Regions from separate parts of the Mus musculus genome. Here region 2 is linked to region 1. The links are chromatin contacts, found by POLR2A ChIA-PET in ENCODE. All regions are on one chromosome and are shown on one strand. Each heading gives the region's core, a stretch centred on a gene start or an enhancer-like site at or near the end of the contact. The rest is flanking DNA. Distances are from core to core; before and after follow the strand shown. Region 1 holds the start of Ddx5 (DEAD box helicase 5). Region 2 holds the start of Ddx42 (DEAD box helicase 42).

Region 1 (6,790 bases), core at 3,011-5,510:
ACTCAAAACAAATAAAAACCAAGGAACACATACAACACATTTCTGACTCCATGTCAGGGCCCTCACCATAGCTCAGTCTTACAGTTTCCTGTTTGGACTTGGTTAAACAGCACCTAAGAGTCTAACATTTAATAAAATGTCATTATCTGTTGGGTAAATATATACTAACCTGTTATGTGAGACAGGCTGACCTGAAGGTAATCCAAAGCGAGTGAATCAATTACCGCTTGGACATTGTGGGCCTCGTCTTCTTGATTCCTGGGAAGAACTATGAGGTCTGTATGGCGGGAGGGAAAGTCACATTGTTTTAGATCTTTGAGGAGCCAAATTTTAAAATATAAGTACATATATTTATATTTGTCATAGTCTATGACTAAGCTTCTGAGTAAACTCTGCTATAAAAGCAACTCAAACAAACAAACAAAAAAGAACTTAAGGAGTAAGGAGCCTAAATACTATGCACTAGAGACTGTATTGATTGACTATTGATTGAAACTTGTTTTTCAACACTCTGTATATATTAGTGAAATACTTTTCACGCATGTATGAGTGTATTTTATGGAAGCACCATGAAAAGGGATAAAGAGATCCCTATATTCAAGGCAATAAGATGGTCTAATAATAAAAACAAGGCTGTGCATGATGACACACATCTATAATCTCAGCACTGGAGGGGCTGTGGTAGTATTATGAGTTTGCAACTACACTTGTCTATTAATTCCCTAACTATGAGCCGCTTTCCTTGACAAAGTAAAGCAAAAAATTAAATCCCAAATCAGCTAGACATGGTGGCACATGCCTTTAATTCCAGCATTCATTCAGAAGGCAAAGTACAGCCTGGTCCACATAGCAAGTTCTAGGCCAACTGAGGCTACACAGTGATACTGTCTCAAGAATCAAGAGCAGCAAACCACAGCAGGTGCTCAGGTAGGCCTCTTAAAGGCCGTTACAAGCATCTTCTGGGAATAGCTGGCATAAAAGCTAAAGCACACATAGAGAGTATGGAGAGATCTCAACAGCAAGCCAAGTGTCTCTCTGGTATTGAAGGTGGGTGTAGTGGTGCATGCCTTTGCTCCTGGTGCTCGAGAGGCAGAGGCAGAGGCAGAGGCAGAGGCAGAGGCAGAGGCAGAGGCAGAGGCAGAGGCAGAGGCAGAGGCAGAGGCAGAGGCAGAGGCATTTTATAGTAATGCTTTCTCAGAGCCAAAGGAAGGAGCAGTAAGGATTCTAAAGATAAGGGGTCTGTGATATTTAACAGAGGACACATGCAAATGATCTGGCACCTAAAAGAAAATAAGCAGTCACAGTTAGTCACATTTACTGGCTATTTTCATTTACTCAATCTGTGGACCAGGCTGGACCCCATCTCTGTGGAGAGATCTACCTTCCTTCTGCCTCTCCAGTGCTGGGATTAAAAGCATGCACCACTACAGCATGAATTAGCTATCTTCTCAGTAAATTAGGTTAACCAAATACAAACAACATTTTTTTTCCCTTTTAGAAACAAGGACTATGTAACTTTAGAATTCACTATGTAGACCAGCCTGGCCAACACACTTCACTATAATGTTAATTCTTATCTATAATCAGTAGTTAAGATCCAATAAATTTCAAGACCTATTCAAATTTAGAATCTTGAAGGTAGTTACAGAAATAACGTTTTTAAAGGCATGAATGAACTATATGAGATTGAGTCAAATGGGGATTAATTCAAATAAACGCCAAACCATTTATTTAATCATGGCTATTATTATGGGTGAGGTCCATACTGTACTCATTAAAGCAACTTGCACCATATTTGGATAGAAATAAGATATTGAAAGGGAAACAAAATTCTATGTCAAAGGAAACCTGTGACCTAAGACATAAAATTATTCTCACTTTTCAGTACCCTTACCTGGTACCTTTTCTCCCAAAATGGATTGATAAAGGGCAATAAAAACATTAGCATCACAGTCTTGAAGTTCGTGTATCCTCAGGTGTATGTGACATTTAAAAAGGAGGTTATTGGCAATTGTTACCCATTCTGTTGGGGAAGAAGTGGGGTGGGAGGAGGGGGAAATCAGTCTTCAATAGCAATAGAGAAAGTCATATATATGTACATTTAAAAATCACTGCTGCACAAGAATATACATTGGAAACTGTACAAGATAAGGACTCTTATGAAATTTCAAAGACTCAACCAGGCAAGTTCTCAAAAGATGTATTTAAGATAATTTCCTGTGCTAGCTAGCTTCTTTGAAGTCAAAACAGCTGTTCCAACCCAACTCTTATTCTTGTAACCTAAAATCCTATTTGCCAGTATTTTTATACTCACATGGGTGTTTTTAGTTACAATAAATTTATAGGTAACCAGGAATGTCATAAGTCAGCTGTAAATGATAATCTAAAAGTTGCTAGAAACTAACGGAGGTGGCTCAGAATTCCCAATAGTTTTAGACATGTTTTTACCCAATTATCTTGTGTAAGTTAAGATCTCTCGGGTGCCCAAATAAGGGATTAATTTAGGCTGTTAGGAACTTGAATAATGACAACACCGACACTAATGCATTTGTTAGTTTTCCTTTTATTATATTTGATGTATACGAAGGTAAAAAATGAAGAAAAAAAAAACCCAAATCGCTAAGTTCTAAATTAGCACATTAATTGTTTTCCAAAACCAGCTCTTGCCCTTCCCTAGATAGTGCAGGACTAAGGTTAAGGATTTCAGCAATAATTCCAAAACTTGAAACCCCTGAATCTTGAAATGACTGGAACTGGCCACATTTCCAGTACTGACACACGCTCTGGAGACAATAGTCTGAATATGTCATGCCCAGTATGCCCTCTTCCCGATGCCTATGTCGCACAGCTGACCAAGCCATGACAACCATTTTGGAAAGAGAGGAAAGCGTCCTAGACAACCGAATCAATTGGCTTTTCAAAGGCAGTACTAGAAAATGCCAGTTACTCTAGAGGGCATCAAAAGAACTTATGAGTGCTATGCCTCAAAAAGGAAAAAAAAATCAATATAAAGATAAGTTCTGCCTTAGTCCAAACAAAGCAAGGGGAAAGAGAGACAGTCTGTGGATAGATACCCCACAAAAATTCGGATCCAAGAAAGGATCTTGACTGCTCTATATAGACAGGATGCGGGTGTCCCAGGCTCGACAAAGAGTTCCTATCTCATCCCAAGTCTCAGTTCCACGTCTGGAAACCGCAAGAGGTTTCGAGGCTGAGACCCTAAATTCATAGAACCCCCCCCCCCACCGCGCGCGCGACTGCAACTAGTGTCCGACAGTCCCGAGCCTCCGCAGCGGCGCAGACGCGGTTCAGATTCAGCCCAAGGTCCGCGGAATGCTGCAGTACAAAACCACCAGGGCTCCAGGCCGAGACTCACCAGCCTCTGAGCTGGCCATACTGCCAGGAGAGGTCGCGGCCGGACTCCAAGACGAGAGCGCGGGCGACGGTGTCCCAGAAGGGTCGAACTCGGTCGAGCCGACGGGAGGAGGAGGGGGCAGACACTAGCGAGCGGGGAAGGAGGGGTGGAAGAGGGAGGGACGTTAAAACGGCTTCTCGACGCTGATTGGACAGCAGAGGAGCACTTCCTCGCAGCACGCGCTGAGGCGGCAGTTTGCGGGCTCCAGATACCATTCCCCGCGGTCAAGATCCCGCTTACGGGTTCTCAGATCGGCGGGCAGGGCAGCCAGGTCACCCAGCAGCCCGGCCGATCTCCCCGGGGGCGTTGGAGCCGCGCTTCCGGTGAGTTGGTGGTTTGGTGTTCCTCCGCCGAGAGACCAAGCGAGGAAGTAGTGCGATCCGCCTTGCCCTGGGTCCGATCACGTGATGAGGCCAAGCTCCGCCTCCCTGGTCTCCTTCGGTTATGGGCGTGGGGGGAGTCTGTGGAGACGTAAACATCTTCAAGTAGAGTCGGTGGAATGGCTGGCGCTGGCCATTTTAAGGACCGTCTGGCCACGGGGAAGCAGCTTGTCTGAGGTGTAGCGAGACGAGAGACGGCGGTGTCGCCAAAAGGGCGTCGGGGCGAGGCATTCTAGTGGTGTCACCCAGTCGTGAAGCGAGTAATAAACGGGCGCCGGGGAGGGAGCGCCCGCCCGCGGAGGGGGAGGGGCGAGAACATGGCGGATTCCGGAACCCGGGCGGGCGGGCGTTGAGGGCCTCCGAGCCAGGGGGGCGGGGTGATTAGGTCATAGAGCGGCTCCCAGCGTGCTTTGCGGCGAGGAGGCGGTCCAGACTATAAAAGCGGCTGCCGGGACGCAGCCGGCACCTCATTCATTTCCATCGGTCCTTGCCCTCGCAGCTCCGGCCCTCGACACCACCGGCCCCTCCGCTGGTGACGCCCCCGCAGAGGCTTCGCCGTCGCCGAGGCCTTCTCTCCGCGACTCGTCGCCGCAGGATTCTACTTTCACTGGGTTCCGCCCGCACACCGCCACCATTGACGCCATGTCGAGTTATTCTAGTGACCGAGACCGCGGCCGGGATCGAGGGTGAGTGTGACAAGAGACCTGTCAGGCCGGGTGGGGGATGGGAGAGCGGCGCGGCCGAAGGCTCGCCTTCCCAACCGACCTTTAGATTTTTTTTTTTCCCTTCCTGAAAGGAGGCCTGGCTTTTGTCACACGTCCGGTTAAAAGCCGTTAAAGGCTACGCTTCGGGTAATGGCGTTCAACCTTTTTTTTTTTTTTTTTTTTTTTTTTTTTGGTCCGGGAGGGTGGGCCGGGACCCGGGGCGGCCCGGCGACCTCGCGGCTGTTGAGGGAAACCCGGAGGAGTGTTTTCGGTCGGGAAGCGCCGCGCCTTTGAGGCGGTTCCCGGCGTCGTTTGCGCAATCTTTCGTTGGGTTGTTTTTTGAGGGGGGCCCCCCCTTCCGGTATCCCCGGGGGAAAGAAGGGGCGCTTTCGAGGTCCCCTGTGCCCCGTTGGGTGGCCTACGCCGGCGGATTCGGCCATGTGGCGGAGCCGCAGCCACAAAATGCCGGCCTCGGACATGGCGGCGGCGCCTTTGTTACCCCGCCCGGCGGAGGAGCTCAAAATGGCAGCGGCGAGAAAATGTGGCGCAGAGAGAAATGCGAGACAAAGAAGGAAGCGCCGCCCCAGCGGGAACGCCGCCCGGGCCGGGACTCCTCCCCCGGTTGCTTTCGGCTCCTCCTCTTTTTCTCCCTCGCGTTATATAATTTTGTTACCTTGGTTTGCAGCCGTTCGCGGCGTTTCCCTAGACTCGGCTCGCTGGCGCCTGTTCCCCTTTCTACCCTGTCCGCCGTGCTAGCCTCGTTCAGCTGCTCACATTGCCTTTGCGGCCCCGTTATTTCTTTAAGATTAGGTCCTTTGATGAAAACGGGCAAAAATAACCTTCCTAAGCTCCTCCCTTCTTGCCCAGCTCCTAGACGCTAATGCCTAAGCTCTGTGGGGAGAGAAGATGGAGGCTCTAACTCTTGTCCTTGTAATCTGGTCAGATGTTTGGGCTGTTTGCCACCTGATAAACCCACGATGTTTATTTGGCCTCAGTAGAGTGTGCTTGGGACTTCAGAAAAGAAACGCTGCCAGTTGTGGCTGTCCTTAGAATGACAGTTGGGAAGGATTCCAGAAGCACACTTTGGCTCTATCAAAAGGCAGCAGATGAAATGTGAGGGCAAACCTGTTCATGCAGTATCTTTCACAATGTGCCCAACTTTTGTTTTGTGTGTGTGTAGGTTTGGTGCACCTCGATTTGGAGGGAGTAGAACAGGACCCCTCTCTGGAAAGAAGTTTGGAAATCCTGGGGAGAAACTAGTTAAAAAGAAGTGGAATCTTGATGAGCTGCCCAAATTTGAGAAGAATTTTTATCAAGAACACCCTGATTTGGCAAGGCGCACCGCAGTGAGTTTATAAATGTGGCTTCTTCATGCTGTAACTCAGTAACTGCTTCTAGTCAATTAGATGGAAATGTAATAGGTGCCTTGCAAATGGAGAGTTGCTTGTGGTGCACTTCCATTGAATTTTTCTTGTGATATATGGTGCCCTATTTTAATCCTGTCACTGGGGAAACAGGTTTAGCAGTCTATTGGGCTTCATAGAGACTCAATTTTCATTTAAATAAGTATTATAAATTAATTATTAATTTTTGTTGCCAAGTAGAGTTCTTATTTATGGGTCCAGATTTTTAGAAATAAGTATGTTTAAAAGTTTATTGAGCTATAGGGAGCATGGCAGAAGTCTGAGGCTGAGATAATTTGTTTTTCAGCAAGAGGTAGATACATACAGAAGAAGCAAGGAAATTACAGTTAGAGGTCACAACTGTCCAAAACCTGTTCTGAATTTTTATGAAGCAAACTTTCCTGGTAAGGACTAACTTTCATCTTTATCCTTTCATTTCCCCCCCCCCCCTTGCTTATAAATTTGTTTTTAAAATGGTATTGTTGGTTGCAGCGAATGTCATGGATGTGATTGCAAGGCAGAACTTTACTGAACCCACTGCTATTCAAGCTCAGGGCTGGCCAGTTGCTCTCAGTGGATTGGATATGGTTGGAGTAGCTCAGACTGGATCTGGGAAAACATTATCTGTAAGTCTAGGAAAACTTGATAAATTGTGGCAGAGGTGACCTTAGATATATAACTATTTTAATCCAATTTCTATTATTTTTACTCTTCAATAGTATTTGCTGCCTGCCATTGTACACATAAACCACCAGCCATTCCTAGAGAGAGGTGATGGGCCTATTGTAAGTATTATCTTAAGTTTCCCACCATATTTGCTAAAACTCCTTTGACTTTCATATAGGGAATATAGGGTTGCCAGTATAAACTAGCCACTTAAAATTAGTA
Region 2 (6,853 bases), core at 3,691-6,190, 570 kb after region 1:
TCAAACCAACCAGACCCAAATATATTACTTAGTCAACTTATATACAGCTATGATTGGCATTTAAAATGTAAGCTGTAAAGCTTCATATTAAATGTGTGCATTTATCTACTACCAAAACAAACAAAAATCATGACAAAACTGGGGGTGGGGGATCCATGGAACACTTATTCTAGTTGGAATTCTATCAACAAATGTTTTGGGGTTGTTTCTTTTGGTTGTTATTACTGTTAATTAGAAGAACATACAATTGGCATATAACCCAGAAATTTCACTTATAAATATACACCTCCACCAAATGAAAGCAAAGTTCATTCAAGCTCATAGCAACATTAATCAGGGTTATAAGGCAAAAGGTGGCATCCCGTGTTCACTGACCGATGAATGGTTAAAGAAAACATTACATATATACCTTAAACAGAATATTACTTTGGTTTAAAAAGAAGATTCCAGGCAAGTTATACAGTTCAGTGGTATGGCTCTTGACTTAGCACAGGTGAGGCCCCAGACTCATCCCAAGTACTGGAAAAAAAGAATCCCTTTAAAAACTAAAACACCTAATTTCGTAAACAAACAAAAACCCAAACACCCCCATACAGCAGACTCAATTCAAGCTGGATACTGGTGAGCTCCACTGTCTCACTCTGATCACTACCCACTCTCTGACGTGTGCTCCCCAACTCCGTATGAAATAGATGCTCTTCTCTCCATCTTTACTCTACCACTGCAACTCTCCAACAAGACTGACAGTCATCAAGCCCCCACATAACTACTAGAGTGATCATTATAGCAAAATACATGGCGCGCTTGTTTTGTGTCAGGCAATTGTTTTTTAGGCTCAGAGGATACAAGCATGGAATCAGAAAGCCCTCAGGGAATTCAATGTGGTCAGAGATGGGGAGATGGGGAGGGAGCGAAGGAATGATATTATTCTATTTTAGATCGTAAAAATACCATGAAATGAAAGCAAGCAGGACGAGGAGGTGAGGTACTGCAGACAAGTCAAGGACTCACTGAGCTAAGTATATTACTCAACAGGGCAAAAGTTCTACTACTCTGCCTCAACAATGTCTGTTGTCCTGGAAAAGTCATGTGACTCAGATCTATAAGCTGCATCTACAACTAGCTAACATTCCATAATTTATAAAACATGAAGTATAAAATGAAAATGAAAAGTATAAAATGAAGTAAGAATGAGACAAAACTGCAAACAAAATGAATTTCTACTTCCTTTGGCTGAACAGCACTGTGTCTGTTAATACTGTGTAATCAAGGAAAGTCACATCAAAGAACAGAGCTCCTGAAGTACACACACTCAGCAAAACCATCTTCAAAATACCAATTTATGTTTCTGTCACTCCCTTCAATTTAACTGCTCTCCAGTTAGTCAGACTAGAATTAGGTGTTGCATTGTGGCAGTAAATAACTTTAACCACCCATATTGCCCAGGGTTCCAAAGAAAATCAAGCAGTCTGATGGAGTTCTTACCTCTACTTGGGTTCTCCCACACAAAATCTGTTATTGACATTGACCTATCAAGGTCCTTCTTACCTGTACAGCTCACTGGAATAACAATTCTAGAGCATCAACACAAATATGATTTGTATAGATTTATGTTAAACCCCTTCTCTGGTCTTTAAACACCTGGCACTACATTGTTTCTTAAACACGATACATCTCATGGCTGAGTATTTACATTCACTCTCTTAGGTCTTTAAGAGCAGATACTCATTATTCATGCTTTACATACAAGAGTTTTAAAGAGGAGCTACCCTTGGATGAGAATAACTGAAGATGCTATAAAGGACAGCTTGGTATCCAGGCACCAAAATGTGATGGTTCATTTAGAAATTTTAACAGGATTGTAAAATAATACCAGTTAGCTATATTCAAACTCTAATTCTGCCACTAATAGCATGAATCTTAAAGATGTTATTAGCAGATTTTCCATTTGCAAAATGGTGAGACTATCATACACCTTACTACTAGGTTTTTACTCCAAAATAATGGGGAAAAATGTGTAGTGACCCATGCTTCAGCATTCAAGAGGCTGACAGAGAGGATACTGTGTGTTAAAGACTAACCTGGGCTATAAAGTGAGCTCTAGATCAACATGACCTAAAGAGTGAGACTCTGGACCAAATTCAATAAATAAAACTCAAATATATTGAGTGAAGTATGGCAATACAGTGCAACCCACACTATAGGCATAGTTATCATTTCTCCAGAAAGCAATCTCCCCATTGATAAATTGATAATATCAGATCTCTTAACTCAGATTCCCATTCAAGGGTCAAGCACCACTTACGATATCAAGATCACTGAGTAAAAGAGTGGGGTAAGCTTCATAAGAGAGCTACAATGACAGTTGGTTAATATCTACTCTACTTAATAATCTGCTTAGTAAGAACATCTTAAACACTGTTGAGCCAGTTAGTTTTTTAATGGCTTAATAGGAAATTAAAACAGAATAAAAAATAGCTATATTCAAATTATAATTTTGTCACTTTCTTTAATGTAATGCAAAGCTGTCAAATACCCAAGACTTTCTTTTTTTTTTTTTTTTTTTTTCATTTTTTTTTTTATTAGGTATTTAGCTCATTTACCAAGACTTTCATCACATTCCAAATCTAATAAAATGTGAGTGAGGGGAGTGGTGAGAGTTGTCTGAAAAGCACCCCTTTCCTATCAGTTTTAACAAAGCCAAGGACAACTTGGAACTTTGAAACAGACTACATTATATTATCACAATCTACATTACAGTGAATGGAACTGAATTACAATGTAAGTCAGATTTAGCACTCCTCTGCTCAGACAGCCCCATTTCATGCAGAATGAGGACAAAATCTTCAAAACCGTCTACAAGGCCCTAGTTGCTTTGTTTTCCTTTCTTCCTTTACGGTCTCATCCTTCATCTCATCTTCATCCTCATCTTCTCATTCCTTCATTTGCTAAGTGCTACAAACACACTGCTCCTCTAACAGGCCCAGCTTTGTCCCCTTCAAGGCCTTCATGATTGCTGTCCACCTGCTCAGAACATTCCTTTCTCCAGATACCTCCGTGGTTAGATGCTCTCACCATTTTCTAGCTTGCCTAAATATCTGTTAGATACCAGAAAGGGCTTTCCCTGACTACTCTATTGCAGCTTCTCCCAAGCCTCCTTTGCTGGTACAGACTACTCTTTAACATAAAGCATAACACACATCTCTCCTTCTTCTTTAGAAAGTTTCATAAATGGACTGGTAAAATGGTTCTACAGATTAATCGCCTGACCAGAATTCCATCCTGAGGACCTACATAGTGGAAGGAGAAAACCAACTCCCAGAGGTTGGCCTCTAACCTCTACAGGAGGGCATGATAAACATACATAAAGAAATAACGTGCCGGGCAGTGGTGGCGCATGCCTTTAATCCCAGCACTTGGGAGGCAGAGGCAGGCAGATTTCTGAGTTCCAGGCCAGCCTGGTCTACAGAGTGAGTTCCAGAACAACAAGAGCTATACAGAAAAGCCCTGTCTTGAAAAAACAAAAACAAAGACAAACAAAATAATACGTCCAAAAAATGTATATAAAGAGTCTCATGAGTGCAGTGGTCATAGATTTAACACTTAAGCAATTCAAGAGAGAACAGGCACAGAGGCAAGGCAATAACAATTTTATTTTTAAATGAATCACTGCAATTCTCCTTCTAGGTAAAGTAAAATAACATTTTCGCCCTGGAAGAATAAATTTTTATATCAGACTTACTGTTCACTTCCCACCTGTCAGAACAGGATTGGACTCTACAAAGTTTAAACGAATTAAGACATAACCTACCACCCACGACGGGTGGTGATGCACGCCTTTAATCCCAGCACTTGGGAGGCAGAGGCAGGTGGATCTCTGAGTTCGAGGCCAGCCTGGTCTATAGAGTGAATTCCAGGACAGCCAGGGCTACAGAGAAACCCTGTCTCGAAGGAAGAAAAAAAAGAAAAAGAAAAAGACATAATATCTACTCTACTTAATAATTGTTCAGCTTAATAGCTGTTCAGGTATGTGTAGGAGACAATACAGAAATAACACTTGCAAATAGTAACAACAACAACAACACAGTAGGAAAGCCACAAAACCACAGCCTAAAGGGGTAGGGGTGAAAAGGGAAAAAGCTAAGATGACAGAAAAGTTTATATATGCTTCCAAACTTGACTAGTATAATTTTTTCCTTACGATTCTGATACAGGTTTTCAACCCATATATATTATTCAAATCAGGTAGGCTCAAGTAGGCCGCAAAAAGTTTGTAACTATGGTGATGATGTTAATCATGATCTACTCAAGGTTTCACAAAGATCAATGACTATCACAGCCTTCTAATCTGTCAACCTCCGCTACCGAGACCCTCCCCGCCTCCATTTGTGGGTCCGCAATCCCCAACAGCTACCTACAAGGATCAATACTCCTCCACTGGCTCTCACAGCTTCGGAGCCCAGCACCCTGAAAAATCCCTTCCTGGAGCCCATCAAGCACCGCCTCCGGAAAGCCGCCAAGTGGGCCTCGTTAAGACGTGCAAGGAGCAGAGCCGTGGGAAGGCAACGTAGCTCCAGAGGGCCACCTCGGGGCTCCAGATCGCGTACCCATCCCTGCCCGGACCCCCGCAGCCACCCGGGTCCCCAGGCTCTGCCGATTCTTTGTTAAACGAGGCCGAGGTTCCTCCGCCCTCGCCAGGCCCCAGTTACCTCTCGTGTCCCCCGGGCTAGCGGCACTGCGTCTGGCGAGCCCTTCACCCAAACCCGCTGCCGCGGCTGCAGACGCAGTTGCTACTCCAGTCGGCGCGAAAGAACCCCCGCGGCCCTGCGTACGCGCGGTGCGGGACCGCGTCCAGCCGCGCTCTTCCTCCGCCCCCTTCGCCGCCGCCTCACGGCCCGTTGCTGACTGGGGGTAGGGTGGGGGGAGCGTCTGACATGCGCGCTAAGTAGAGCGCGAGCCGAAGGGTGGGGCTGGGGCTACGGCTGCCGAAAGGCGCCAATTAATGCCGCTCTTCCGATTCCGGAACGCAACATAACTACGTCACACACCCCGGACGGGAATCTGGTCCTGGGTGAGGATTGTGTCTGGGTCGTGTAGTGAGGGAGTCTGCAATGAAGAGAGCCGCGGCGATGGGGAACCGCCCGAAAAACTCAAGGTAATAAGGTGTTGATTGGAAACTTCATTTACATAAGAATGTCCACCTTCCCTTAGCTCTTGTCCCTTGCCAAAAACCAAAGCAACACAAAAAACCCACGACTCGGGCAACATTTCCCTTCATGCCTCTGTCCACATGGCCCCATAGACTATGGCCACCTTTAGCTTCCGGAGCATCCGATCAAAGTGACGTCTACCCGACGGACGGAACCCTACGGGAGAAACGCAGCCTCCGCTAGTTAGAGCACTTGTAGCCCAGGGGACGCTGGGGGTTACGTAATTTTCCCAGCAGCCCTAGCTCGCCTTGCGCGGATGTCCTGAAGGCCGCGCCCCGCCCCCACCCCGCGCGCAGGCGCAAACTAGCTGTACGCATTCTACGTAACGGACGGCTGAAGCTACGTGAAGAGTAGGGTGCCGTGACTGAGCTACCTGTTCTGGGCTGTTCAGTGACATCGCGGCCCGCAGATTATCTTTGCGACCTGAAGACAGAAACCAGACAAAGGCAGGCTGGTTGGAGGTAGTGGCCTCAGGAGCCCCGGGCCCGGTTGCAGCCTCGGGTGCAGGTAGGTAGCGGGGCCATGACATTCCAGTCGGTGTGACCGTGCCAGGCCGAGCGGTGACTAAGTTGCATGGCCGCAGAGCCAGGTACTGTTTCCCTCCTAACCAACCCTTTAAGTCCGGCCGGTGGTGACATGCATCAATACCCTCAACTTATCTTTCCAGAATTAAAAGAAAAAAAAAAAGACTAAACCTCTGTCCATCCTTTTCTGCTCCATTTTATGTTGGGCTTTAGGAAGATTTGGGGGAAGGTTTCGAGTAGATCCCAACCAACAGGACAAAATCTGAGAAAATATCTGGTGTGTAGCCAGAAGAATAAAAGAGCATCGAACTAGGCTTCTCCGTGGTGGACCTAGGACTAGACACTAGAAGTTTCACGGAAGCAACCGCTTCTAGAGTCGACCTTACCCGAAGGTTTCTAACATGCAAGTTATTTGTAACCAACACTTTACTTTGTAAGGTGACAGTAATGTCTACATCATTTCTAGAAATTTCATCATTTTGACTGATGCCACAGAGGCCTGGGAGGACAAGCAATGATTGCTACATATACTCCTTTTTACTGAGAGAGCTTGCGGAAGATAATCAAGATGGGTGTGTTAATGTTGTGCCTGGCTTGGAGTCTAGTGTTTTCTGCTTCAGAAGTCCTAGAGGCTGGATGGCCTGGCAGAGAGCTGTGCATCTGAGAAATGGGTTGACAGGTCCAGCTGAGTCTTATCAGAAAGCCAGTGCACAAATGGCTTGGATAATTTTAACATAAATAACCTTGAGGGAGCCTGTATGAATTCCATTAGAAACACTTCTGTGTTGTGAACACTCCTGGTATAGACTGAAATGGCCAGACTGTCAAATTGACAGGGATATGTAGTTACTTCTGCTTGGACAGGGAGCCACTAAAGCAGACGCTCTTTGTTCTTTGAGGCAGTGCCTCTTACTCTTGCAGGCTGGCCTAATATCACTATGTAGGACAAGGCAGGGCAGGCCACTGGAACTACTATACCTGCCACCACCCCCACCCCCTTAAGTATAGGGTCTCGCTATGTAGTCCTGGCTAGCCTTGAATTTGGACATGTGCCTGCATTTGACTCCTGAGTACTGGGATACCTCACCCACCCTACCGGCCCCTTGGAGCTTTTGAGAC

The links. ChIA-PET counts read pairs that join two places held with the same protein, here RNA polymerase II (POLR2A).
Region 2: POLR2A ChIA-PET joins it to region 1 with 10 read pairs in Patski. The contact joins the promoter of Ddx42 here to the promoter of Ddx5 in region 1. POLR2A ChIA-PET finds 5 or more read pairs at or near these places in 3 of 5 experiments (Patski and embryonic stem cell).

The regions. Positions count from the first base shown.
Region 1 is chr11:106,785,964-106,792,753 of GRCm38, reverse strand. It overlaps Ddx5 (DEAD box helicase 5), which reads left to right and starts at 4,260. Exons shown (of 13, transcript NM_007840.3): 1 at 4,260-4,481; 2 at 5,680-5,845; 3 at 6,210-6,306; 4 at 6,395-6,528; 5 at 6,622-6,687. The coding sequence starts at 4,438. It overlaps Cep95 (centrosomal protein 95), which reads right to left and starts at 3,502. Exons shown (of 20, transcript NM_177088.3): 1 at 3,377-3,502; 2 at 1,895-2,023; 3 at 170-277. The coding sequence starts at 3,395.
Region 2 is chr11:106,215,013-106,221,865 of GRCm38, reverse strand. Ddx42 (DEAD box helicase 42) reads right to left here and starts at 4,940. Exons shown (of 18, transcript NM_028074.4): 1 at 4,710-4,940. It overlaps Ccdc47 (coiled-coil domain containing 47), which reads left to right and starts at 5,499. Exons shown (of 13, transcript NM_026009.2): 1 at 5,499-5,717.